Linked DNA regions of Homo sapiens: all the other regions are linked to region 1. The links are chromatin contacts, found by Hi-C or POLR2A ChIA-PET in ENCODE. All regions are on one chromosome and are shown on one strand. Each heading gives the region's core, a stretch centred on a gene start or an enhancer-like site at or near the end of the contact. The rest is flanking DNA. Distances are from core to core; before and after follow the strand shown. Region 1 overlaps HDAC4 (histone deacetylase 4). Region 2 overlaps HDAC4 (histone deacetylase 4). Region 3 overlaps HDAC4 (histone deacetylase 4).

Evidence for each region. A loop is a pair of places that touch in the nucleus more often than their neighbours do. ChIA-PET counts read pairs that join two places held with the same protein, here RNA polymerase II (POLR2A). Pooled maps may share reads with other maps.
Region 2: a loop to region 1 is called in a pooled map, with 4 times the contacts of the local background. The contact joins two enhancer-like sites. A Hi-C loop is called at or near these places in 2 of 168 maps with a recorded cell type or tissue (endothelial cell of hepatic sinusoid and natural killer cell) and 4 of 50 pooled maps.
Region 3: a pooled map shows a loop between it and region 1 (5-fold over the local background). The contact joins two enhancer-like sites. A Hi-C loop is called at or near these places in 1 of 168 maps with a recorded cell type or tissue (endothelial cell of hepatic sinusoid) and 6 of 50 pooled maps. POLR2A ChIA-PET finds 5 or more read pairs at or near these places in 1 of 52 experiments (activated CD4-positive, alpha-beta T cell).

What each region holds. Positions count from the first base shown.
Region 1 is chr2:239,367,516-239,371,215 of GRCh38, forward strand. All of the region lies in intron 1 of HDAC4 (histone deacetylase 4), which reads right to left. Among named protein-coding and RNA genes, the nearest start is that of MIR2467, 18 kb to the left of the region's middle. RefSeq lists enhancers at 2,084-2,403, 2,424-2,583. Within about 2 kb of position 1,660, at least 12 of the 41 ENCODE cell types and tissues checked have a DNase peak (open chromatin) inside an H3K27ac peak, as active enhancers do.
Region 2 is chr2:239,142,217-239,145,916 of GRCh38, forward strand. HDAC4 (histone deacetylase 4) reads right to left here. Exons shown (of 27, transcript NM_001378414.1): 8 at 2,367-2,498. Among named protein-coding and RNA genes, the nearest start is that of HDAC4-AS2, 50 kb to the right of the region's middle. Within about 2 kb of position 1,861, at least 2 of the 41 ENCODE cell types and tissues checked have a DNase peak (open chromatin) inside an H3K27ac peak, as active enhancers do.
Region 3 is chr2:239,215,459-239,219,158 of GRCh38, forward strand. The region is part of intron 3 of HDAC4 (histone deacetylase 4); the gene reads right to left. Among named protein-coding and RNA genes, the nearest start is that of HDAC4-AS2, 24 kb to the left of the region's middle. RefSeq lists an enhancer at 1-347. Within about 2 kb of position 1,641, at least 4 of the 41 ENCODE cell types and tissues checked have a DNase peak (open chromatin) inside an H3K27ac peak, as active enhancers do.

The sequences.
Region 1 (3,700 bases), core at 410-2,909:
CAAACCAAAATGCTCCAAAATCTGAAATTTTCTGAGCACCAACATGAAAACCCAAGTGGAAAATTCCATACCTGACCTCATGTGATGGGTCACAGTCAAAACTGTTTGGCGAACAAAATTATTAAAAATACTATATGAAATTACCTTCACATTATATGTATAAGGTGAACATGAAAAATAAATTTCATGTTTAGGCTGGGTGTGGTGGCTCACACTAATCTCAGCACTTTGGGAGGCTGAGGCCGGTGGATCACCTGAGGTAAGCCTGGCCAACATGGTGAAACCCCATCTCTACTAAAAATACAAAAACTAGCCAGTCATAGTGGTGTATGTCTGTAATTCCAGCTACTCGGGAGGGAGGCTGAGGCAGTAGAATCGCTTAAACCTGGGAGGCGGAGGTGGCAGTGAGCCGAGACCACACCACTGCACTCCAGCCTGGGCGACAGAGTAAGACTCCGTCTCAAAATAAATAAATAAATAAATAAATAAATTTCATGTTTAGACTCAGGTCCCATCCCCAAGATATCTCATTATGTATACGCAAATACTTCAAAATCCAAAAACTCTGAGAGCCTGAACACTTCTGGTCCCAAGCACGTCAGAACGACAGTCAGCCTGTGCATCTCAATCATTGAAGCTAAAGCTCTTTGGAGTCCATGCTAATTTGCAGGAGTGTGAAGGGCTCCGGAGTTTGAGAACCGTGGCTCTGCAGGTGTGTTCCAACCCTCTTCCTTCGGAGACACAGGAGGGCCCTGAATGTCAGATGTGAGGGATGTGGGGCCCGCAGAGACACAGGAACTTGGCTGTGAGGAATTCAGGGACTAGCAAAGGGGGCGATGAGAAGACCCTGAAATGCACCGTCCAAAGCACAGTACCATCTTGCGTGGCTGGCGCTGCTGCATTTCACCTTTCTTCACGTGGAGGGGGTCTCATCAAGGCAGCAGAACAGCTTCTTGAAACAAACTCAAGATTGACAGGGTGCCAAGCAAGAAAAACTGGAAACTGACGTGTCCCAGCCGCCCACCCACTTCCTTCTCCATTGGGGGATAACAGGGGGGTACAAGTGAAGGGCCTCCGTCCTGAGGAGAGGGGCACAGGCTGTTTCCTCCAGACACAGACACTCCTCAGTGGTCAGGACCGTCCTCTCCATGCCTGTCTCAAGCTGCAGGTGCCTCTCCTGCCCAGGTGAGGTGGGAGACCTGGGCAGGCAGCCCTCCCTGTTCTGCAGGTGAGGTGCTTATCACTGCTGGAGTGGACCCTCCTAAGTGTTGCGTTCTTTCGGACCAAAGCAGTAAATAAAGGTGCTTTGATTCCAGGTGATAGCCCAAGTTCCTCCCCAACTCTACTCAAAACTATCGATGTCGGCATCGACAGCTGAGGCTGCCCTGCAGATGGGAACCCGCAGACAATCCTGGTACCTGCTGCTGTGATTATTCACAGCCGTCAGAGAGCCCTCACCTGGGGGGAGGTGAATGCCAACCCCACGGGTGACACACCACTCCCCTGGTGACCCCAGGGAAGCTGCAGGAAGGTGACAAAGGACCTGCACACACAGGCAGTGGACAGGCTCGCCGGCAGGGAGGAATCCTCTCTGTTTGACAAGACACAGACAGGCCCTCTCTGGTGACAGTCTCCAAGAAAGGAGGGAAGGCTTGGACAGATGCCAACAAGCGGGAAGGAAGACAGCAGCACGGCCCATTCCCCGACGGTCCCCTTTCATCTTTCCAGGTCTGAACTGCCCACAGTTCTGAGTTTTGGGTCCCAATAAATGGACGTCTGGACCAAGAGCATGTCTACGGTTGGAGCTCACACCTGCTGGTGGCAGCAAGCCGACTGCCCGGCGGGGGGTGGGCAGCCCGGGAGCCACAGGGCTCCCCAGAGACAGCCGCTTGGGCTGCAATGTCTCCAAGCTACAGTCCCGCTAACCCGGTTGGTTTCCCAAGCATGTGAGCGAAACTCAGAGGTTCGTTAAACTCCTACTTTCTAAGTTTATTTATTGTTGCAATTGTTTACAAAAAGCATTTTTATTTTAATGTAAAAAGCAAAGCTATTTCTATTTTAAAATAAATTAAAACTGCTGCAGATAATCAAGAGACGGGTCAAGCCCTGCTCTCATTTCCGCGTACACGGTGTAGCTGGGCATGAAGTACTTATAAACTCATGAAGTCAAGAAGTGTTCAACACAGCGCCTCGGAAGCCAGGTTGCTGGATGACACGGCCCATGACGTCTCAGCAGGCCTGGGCCACCTTCTCTCAAGCAGAACACACAGAATCGTAGCCACCTTTCATAGAAAACAACGGAAATGAAGAGCTTAAAGGAGCTGAGGACAGTGCAGGGTGCATGAAAGGAAGTGGCACAGATGCCTGAAGGCTTGTACTGAAAGTGGCGTCATGCCCTGATGGGAACTTCCCATTCCTCCCTGGTGGGCGGAGAGAATCATAGGACCGCCACATCCTGTCATCTCCACTTTTCTTTCTCTTAAAGAACAGATGATTGCAGCGTGGCTGGCGACACACTTCATGAGGCAGAGAAAAGCACGCCCAGATGCACGGGGCCCTGTACAGGACGGCAGGCCGTCTGCCCTGTGTCCCCGGGACTGGCAGGTCAGTGAGGGTAGCATCCCGACTTTTCCCAAGGGGCTCTGCGGGGTCAAAACAGAGTTTAAAAATGCAAAGACAACCATGCAACCCTTAGCCATGGGCCACCAACAACCGTCAGAGAGTGGTGCTAGAGGTCCAAAATGCTGCGCTGAGGGAGGCACCCCACAGCTCTGAAATGTTCCAACTCCCTCGATCCCACTGAAAGACATGGCTCGGGGCTCTCCTGTTAAAGGGTAGAGTAAAAGCAGGTATGGTTCTCGCAGGCAGGAGACAGGTGCCACACCAATCAAGATGCAGTTTTAAAGACTGCTACTTAGCAGACTTGTAAAACTGGATTTGCCCAGAGACAGACCAAACCCAGTCAGCACGGGCACTCTGGACTCCCTGCAGCGCCCCCCTGAATCCAGGCCTCCCTGCTCCCTGCCTTGCCAGCCCTGGGGCCTGTGAAGCATGTCTGGTGTTTTTCAGGAGGTCATGCACTGTATGGTTAACGGCAACAGATAGTGCAGAGCTGATCCTGCACAGCGGCCTCCGGGAGAGCAGGACTCTTGTGCTGGCCAGGCACCTGGTGGAAAGGCTGGTGCACCTGCAGCCCTGCGGCGCCTGGAGGAGCCGAGCAGAGGAGCTGGTTGAGCACCCACTGGACTTGGGCTTGAAAACCTGTCTTCACAGCTCATCCCCGCATCATGCTGGGTCTTTTCAAAATGATGATGATTACTTTAAGAACGTTCCTGGGATGAATTACAGACAGCTAAATGAGTCATAAAGGTGAAGGACCAACATGCCCCTCATCTCCTAGTTGGATAGTCGATGACAGCTGCCATCTAGGGCAATTGCTCTAACCCTCTGCCCTTTGGAGCCACTGATGTGCAGCTGCTGTCCACACCACAGGGCTTCCCACAGCCTGTCGCCCCCAGAGTCAGTCACTCCTCAGCTCCTGGCAGCCACAGGGCAGGCCCCAGCTGGGACAGGGAATCACCCAGGACAGAGTCCACCTTTGTCCAGGCAGGAACCCTGCGCCTCAGGCCACCTTGTCTGTGCAGACACCTGTTCTGGCCTGCACCACGGCCCCGTCCACTCAGGCCAGGCTCCAACAAGG
Region 2 (3,700 bases), core at 611-3,110, 230 kb before region 1:
AAAAGCAGAGTATCCACCTGGCTCTCTTTCTGCCAAGAACCGCGACTGCCTCCACCGCTCCATATGGGACCACCCTGCCTAATACCTGTCTTCTGGAAATCGGCTCCACTCCTCCGTGTGGGACCACCCCGCCTAGAACTCCTAATACCTGTCTTCTGAAAATCAGCTCCACTCAGAGCAGCCTCCCCATCGTGGCAGCTCCCTGGTACCAGTGCCGGCCAGGAGATGCACAACCCTCTGCCTCTCTGCCCCAGCCCCACTCACCCGCCAAGTCCCAGTGCAAATGCCACCTTCTGCAGAGCTCTGCTGGCTTAGAGTGGCTTGTGCTGATCTCCCAACTCCTAGGTGCCTCGGCACGGGCTCCCTTTATGCCACAGCTCAGCACTGATCACGCCCTGCCACGCATGGCTCCTGGGTGAGCTCAGCACTGATCACGCCCTGCCACGCATGGCTCCTGGGTGAGCTCGGCACTGATCATGCCCTGTCACACATGACTCCTGGGTGAGCTTAGCACTGATCAAGCCCTGTCACACATGGCTCCTGGGTGAGCTCAGCATTGATCACGCCCTGTCACACATGACTCCTGGGTGAGCTCAGCACTGATCATGCCCTGTCACACATGACTCCTGGGTGAGCTCAGCACTGATCACGCCCTGCCGCATGGCTCCTGGGTGAGCTCAGCAATGATCGTGCCCTGTCACACATGACTCCTGGGTGAGCTCAGCACTGATCACGCCCTGTGACGCATGGCTCCTGGGTGAGCTCAGCACTGATCAGGCCCTGTCACACATGACTCCTGGGTGAGCTCAGCACTGATCACGCCCTGTCACGCATGGCTCCTGGATGGTCTCACGTGTGATGTGCTGCTTGCTCAAATTACATCACAAGCTCCTTCCAGGGAAGGACTCTGTCTCACTATTTTTGCGCCCAGCCCAGTGCTGACTCAAAAACAGCACTCAGTAGTCACTGGGTGACAACAGGAACACCAGCTTTAACACTCAGAAGAAGCTTGCTGAAGACTCCGTCTCACCCACTGCACACTTTAAAAAAAAAACAACAAAAAAACGCAAAGGTTCACGTGTCCATTAGAGCTGGCCAAGCAAGGCACTGCTCATAGGAAAAAAGGCTGCATTGGAGTTTGAAAGCTTTTAACTCACATGATTCCTCGTTTCAACTGAATCTTCCCCAGTCAGCTAGACTTAGTGAAACTTTAGATCATAACATTTCTTGATGGCTGTAGAAAAGGTCTGTGTGTACTATAATGGCCAGAGGAAAGAAACCTACATCAGAAATGACACATATGGAGTTCCCCTGGGCATGAAGATGTCAGATACTTTTTAATAGAAATCCACAAATATTCAGACCCAGACCCTTACACCGTGGTTAGGAACTCCTCAAGTAGAGAGGGGACAGGGCACGAGAAACAGGCAGGGCCCTGTATTTAGCGGGTAGGTCTGGCTCTCACCTCACTGCTGAAGCAGAGTCCCTGTGTGATGCCAATGCTCGCACACACGGGGCATGGCACCAGGAGCCCCTCCCCGGCTTCCCTAGGTCAACAGCCTGCTCAGTGGAACTGTGCCTTTCACAGACCACCTACCATGAGCCTTGGCCTTCAAGTTGAACACTTTCTGTTGTGCAAACATGTCCGCTGCCTCCCCTCTATCCAGGCCATGCCCAAGCAGCTCCTTTATCCTGGTGCTGTGATTTCAGGAGTGGTGGGGTGAGGGGTGTACCCTGGTGGTGGTTGGGAATGGGTGGTCCTCTGGATGGGGATGTACCCTCAAGAGGGGCGGGTGAGCCTTCAGGATGGGGGTCTGCTCGGTCTTGTCCTTCTGCGTGTCCACCACTAGATGGGGCCAACCGTGACACGTCACTAGGGCCAAGCTGAAGCAACTTCACTCCTTGCTTCCCTCCCTGCTCAGTTGATGGGTGCTCTGGCGTGGGAAGACGTTAAAATGCCCCGGTGGTTCAGACACTGCTCAGGGGCAGCGGAACAGGGCAGAGCATGCGATTCACCACTACTAGGGTGGGACTGGTTAAGACCCACCTTCAGAGGAGCCTCAACTCAAGCTCCTGACTGCATCTCCCGCAGTGCCAAGCTGGGGCACCCTTGTGCACCTCAGCCCACCTAGAACCAGCTCTGAGTCACTAATGCCAGGAGCAGGGCCCGGCTTAGACATGCCGGAGTCATCAAACCTGGTCCCCTGGGCCTGGCACTTCCAGCGCCATGGGAACAGGACCACACTGGGGGTTGACAGCGTGAGGCAGACACGTGGGTTTTCAGAAGCTCCTGAGAGAAATCGCCTATGGCAGGAAGGCCTGGCAGAGAGGGCAGCGGGGCGGGTGTACCTGCTCAGCCGACATACCTGTGACATCCAACGGACGCTTTTTTAGAGCAGTGACCACTGGCCCGTCTTTCCTGCGTAACAGGGGGCTGCTCCGTCTTTCGGCCACTTTCTGCTTTAGCCTGGACCGTAATTTCAGATTCGGTTCAGAAGCTGCACAAAAAGGAGATGTCATTACAGCCAGGCAGACACCACTGGCTCAAGGTTATCCTGTTGGTGGTTTTTTAAAAATACGCACTCTGGTGAGTAAATATTTGCTCAACACTGCTGTGTTGCTGCAGGGGAGAGCGCAGGGAGCTCACGAAGCAGGGGATTCTAAATCCCATTCATCAGTCCCAAATAATGAATAAAACGAATCTGGTGCTTTGGATAAATTTCTGTGGCCACAGCATTATGCAAGCGCTGGCACTGTCTTCACAGAATCAGGCCACCACTGTTTACCAGGAGATGGAAACAGGACTGACAAGCTGATTTACTGGGCGTGGCAGGAGGCTGCTGAGGTGTGAAGTCACTTAATGGCGATGTCTCGTAACTAATGCTCTTCTAGATAATACACCCCTATCTTCATAGCTGTGTTGCTCTAAAATCAGAGAAAGACTGACAGGGATGTGAGGCTGGGCCCAGGGATGTGAGGATGGTGTCCACGTTGCACACTTTCTTGCTCGCCCATGCATCGCCCCAGCTGTGTCAGTCAGTGAGGCCTCCAGAGCGTGAGGCTGCTATCCCCACCCCGACCTGGGGAGGCTCAGCAGAGCCCATCCCAACATCTGCGCCGGCTTCACCTTTCATCTGACCACAGGGTGAAGGTACTGGGCGTGGGTCGGTTTCTGTGAACAGCTCTGCCTGTGTGGACAGAGCCATTTGCGAATCTACACCTTTCAGCCCACCGTGGTCCCCAACTCATCTGCATCTGGAACCCAAACCTCCGGCGCGAGGCCCGCCTTGGGAAGCACTAGGGATCTAAAGGCAGCGACCGGAGTCAAAGAAATCCCCAAACCCACCCGGGAGAGGTTATCGGCTTTCAGAGTCCAGAACAGAGCCAAGAATACCGCCACGGAGACGTGTGTCACACAAGCCTTTGAGTTCTGAGGTTTTACTTGGCTACTTTCAAGATTCTACCACTTGGAGATTTGCACATTAGGGAGATTTTACCTCTTCTTAAAGAATCAGCACTCCTGCTGTTCTTAATCTTTCTGGAACAGGCAGTGCACCGCCTCCAGAGCAACAAGGAATGAGACGGAGTTTCTCCTGGAAGCAGGACTGATGTGGCTGGGCGATGGGGACCAACATGACTTCACTCTTTGGGACGTGCAGACAGCCCAGGACCTTCTCCACTTTGGAAAAGGCTTCGAGTC
Region 3 (3,700 bases), core at 391-2,890, 150 kb before region 1:
ACCTGAAATCAACAGGGAGGGCACCAAAGACCGTCGCCAACCTCCTCACATCTGGAGTGGGCAAGGGCTCAGGACGGGGCTGGCTCAAGGCGCAGGGAGATCGAGTTCTGCCCACCTGGACTCCATCTCTCTTCTCTGGTCAACAACATGAATGGCGGCAACACTAGGAGACATCCCCGCAGGAAATGCCACACCTCTCTCTAATCTCCAGACAGCAGACACCCCTTCCCCACTAACCAAAACAGAAACAAGACACAAAAACTTCAAAACAAGAAAGTGTGGACTGGCAAAGCTGTCTGCACCAGCGCCTCTGCACCGGGCTCCCTGGAGGACGCGGTCATCAGTTCCGCGCAGGCACTGGGGGTCTGCGAATCTTGGTTCATAAAAAATCACCCTGAATAAATAATGAACGGTGCAACCTCTCTGGAAGGCAATTTGATAATGTGTGTTAAAGTCCCCAAGTAAATATTTATGCCATTGGCTGGACTCATAAAAGTTATGATATATTCATAGAATGCACCCAAATTTATTTTAAAATAATAGGTACTTTTAACACATTAAACCCTAATTTGTTTAAAAAATCAAACATATATACTCTTCAGCATATATATGTACATGTGCTTACATTGTATATAGCTTTTACATTTTAATTAGGGCCATATTATGCATGCTTTTCCCCTAGTAATCACTGTGAGCACTTTCCACATCAATGAATATAAAAACGCACGTGTTTATATATATACACACACACACATAGATATTCACACATACTCACATATGTACATGTATATGTAGTATTTATGCGGAAGATTCCATTCAAGAACAAAAATGAAATGTTCTCACACATCTTCCCAGAGAAAAAAAAAAATAAAAGAAAAAGTCTCCAAAAAACCTTGGCACTAAGAGCTGATGTTCTCATGTTCTGACCTTAAAGACAACTGGCGATGAGGAGGAAGACGATGAGGAGGGCGCCCTACCAGCCCTGATCTTGCCCTCTCAGGACACCTGGGGACACAGGTGCTCACTGTCCACACCTGCTGCGCTGCAGACCACTAACAACCAAAACCTTCTGAAGAAGAGAAGGCTTTGTTTAACTGAGTTTTTAATTTTATGTGATGCTGAATATTTATGGTATGAACATCTGAGCCTTTGCTCTTGAACTGAATGTCCTTCCAGGAACACAGCCTCCTTCTCTGGGTGAAGCTCCACCTGCCAGACCCTCCGCCTTCACTCTGCCCTGCTGCACTCCTTCCTCCTGTGGGCTACTTGGGCCCCTGGGAACAGGACTGACCGGGAAGGGTGTGTGTCCTGCCCCTTCCCTGTGCCGGGATGGGAGTCTGGTGAGAAGGGGGTGCACAGGGGTTCCACCCGCCATACTCGGCATCTTTCTAGGCAAGTCAGAATGTGCACAGGAAGGAAGCTCTGACTAAGCTACCTCGAACTATTCTCAACAATTTCTAAATGACACAGTCCCTGGTTTGTCAGAAGAGAAGTAAGTAGCAAAAGACAGGTGACTGCATTCACGCCACTTTCCCTTCCCCCAGTGTAACCCCAAACCCCGAGCCCCCTTACAGCTCTCCTATAGAAAGGGAGCCTCCTTGGCAGACATTCTCACACCCTGGGCCATGGCAGGCTGCGGGCACTGGGCCTAAGGGTGGGCTCAGGAGGACACACCTCCGCAGGGCTCCAAAGGGGACCCGCTGGTGGCAGAGCCTGAACACAGCACAGGCGGTAGCAGGGTCTCCAGGAGCCGGCAGCATCGCTCCCGGAAGCTCTCCAAAAGCAAGAGGCCCGTCGACTCCCCTTCATGGTGGATAATCAAGCGACCAGATCTTCAAACCCAACTTTCCAAAACCTAGTGGTTAACCTAAAATTCCTCGCATTTTAAATGGAAATGGTAATGAAACTGAAATTTGGGGGAAGAAACTTAATGTATCTGTTTTCTCATTTTTCTCAGTGATAGAATCAGTAACCATTTTAAGGCTAATAACTTGATAAATGTCAGTCTAAATATATTATTTATATGTTATAAAGAGAATCACCAAAACTCAAAATAACACTGCAAGTAACAAAATCAGAAGGTTGGAGAAAAGAGACGGCAGAAAGTGTCTGTGCCGACGGGCTACTCTCTCACATCGTCTGAAGGTGCTGGAACAGGAAAGCACAGTTTAGGGAAAGCGTATGAGCTCATAAGAGTTCACACAATAAGAACTAAAAAGAGAGCACGGCCTTCCAAATCACCAGAAGGAAAAGAAACCACACACACCAGACCAAATAAAAGGTAAGAAAGCCCATATCCAAGAAGTCAAATAGGAAACAAAACAAGAAGCATTCACAACAGAAAACAGGGTCGGGCACAACAGCTCACGCCTGTAATCACGGTGCTTTGGGAGGCTAAGGCGGGAGGGGGATCGTTTGAGGCCAGAAGTTTGAGACCAACCTGGCCAACATCATAAGACCCCATCTTTCCAAAAAATTAAAAAGTCAGCCAGCAGTGGTGACACGTGCCTGTGGTTCCAGCTACTCGGAAGGCTGAGGCAGGAGCACTGCTTGAGCCTGGGAGGTAGAGGCTGCAGTGAGCCATGATCATGCCACTGTACTCCAGCCTGGGCGACAGAGTGAGGCCCCAGCTCAAAAAACAAAAACAGATAAACAGAATATAAAATTGGATGAAAATTTTAGGAGAAATATGTCCATTTTATCAACATTCATAAATAACACAGAGTCACATGAAAATTACCAGATTGGATAAAAAACAGGACTGAACAATCATTATATTAAAAACAAATCCATACTGGTACCAAAACAGAGATATAGATCAATGGAACAGAACAGAGCCCTCAGAAATAACACCGCATATCTACAACTATCTGATCTTTGACAAACCTGAGAAAAACAAGCAATGGGGAAAGGATTCCCTATTTAATAAATGGTGCTGGGAAAACTGGCTAGCCATATGTAGAAAGCTGAAACTGGATCCCTTCCTTACATCTTATATAAAAATTAATTCAAGATGGATTAAAGACTTAAACATTAGACCTAAAACCATAAAAACCCTAGAAGAAAACCTAGGCAATACCATTCAGGACATAGGCATGGGCAAGGACTTCATGTCTAAAACACCAAAAGCAATGGCAACAAAAGCCAAAATTGACATATGGGATCTAATTAAACTAAAGAGCTTCTGCACAGCAAAAGAAACTACCATCAGAGTGAACAGGCAACCTACAAAATGGGAGAAAATTTTCGCAACCTACTCATCTGACAAAGGGCTAATATCCAGAATCTACAATGAACTCAAACAAATTTACAAGAAAAAAACAAACAACCCCATCAAAAAGTGGGCGAAGGACATGAACAGACACTTCTCAAAAGAAGACATTTATGCAGCCAAAAAACACATGAAAAAATGCTCACCATCACCGGCCATCAGAGAAATGCAAATCAAAACCACAATGAGATACCATCTCACCCCAGTTAGAATGGCAATCATTAAAAAGTCAGGAAACAACAGGTGCTGGAGAGGATGTGGAGAAATAGGAACACTTTTACACTGTTGCTGGGACTGTAAACTAGTTCAACCATTGTGGAAATCAGTGTGGCGATTCCTCAGGGATCTAGAACTAGAAATACCATTTGACCCAGCCATCCCATTACTGGGTATATACCCAAAGGACTATAAATCATGCTGCTATAAAGA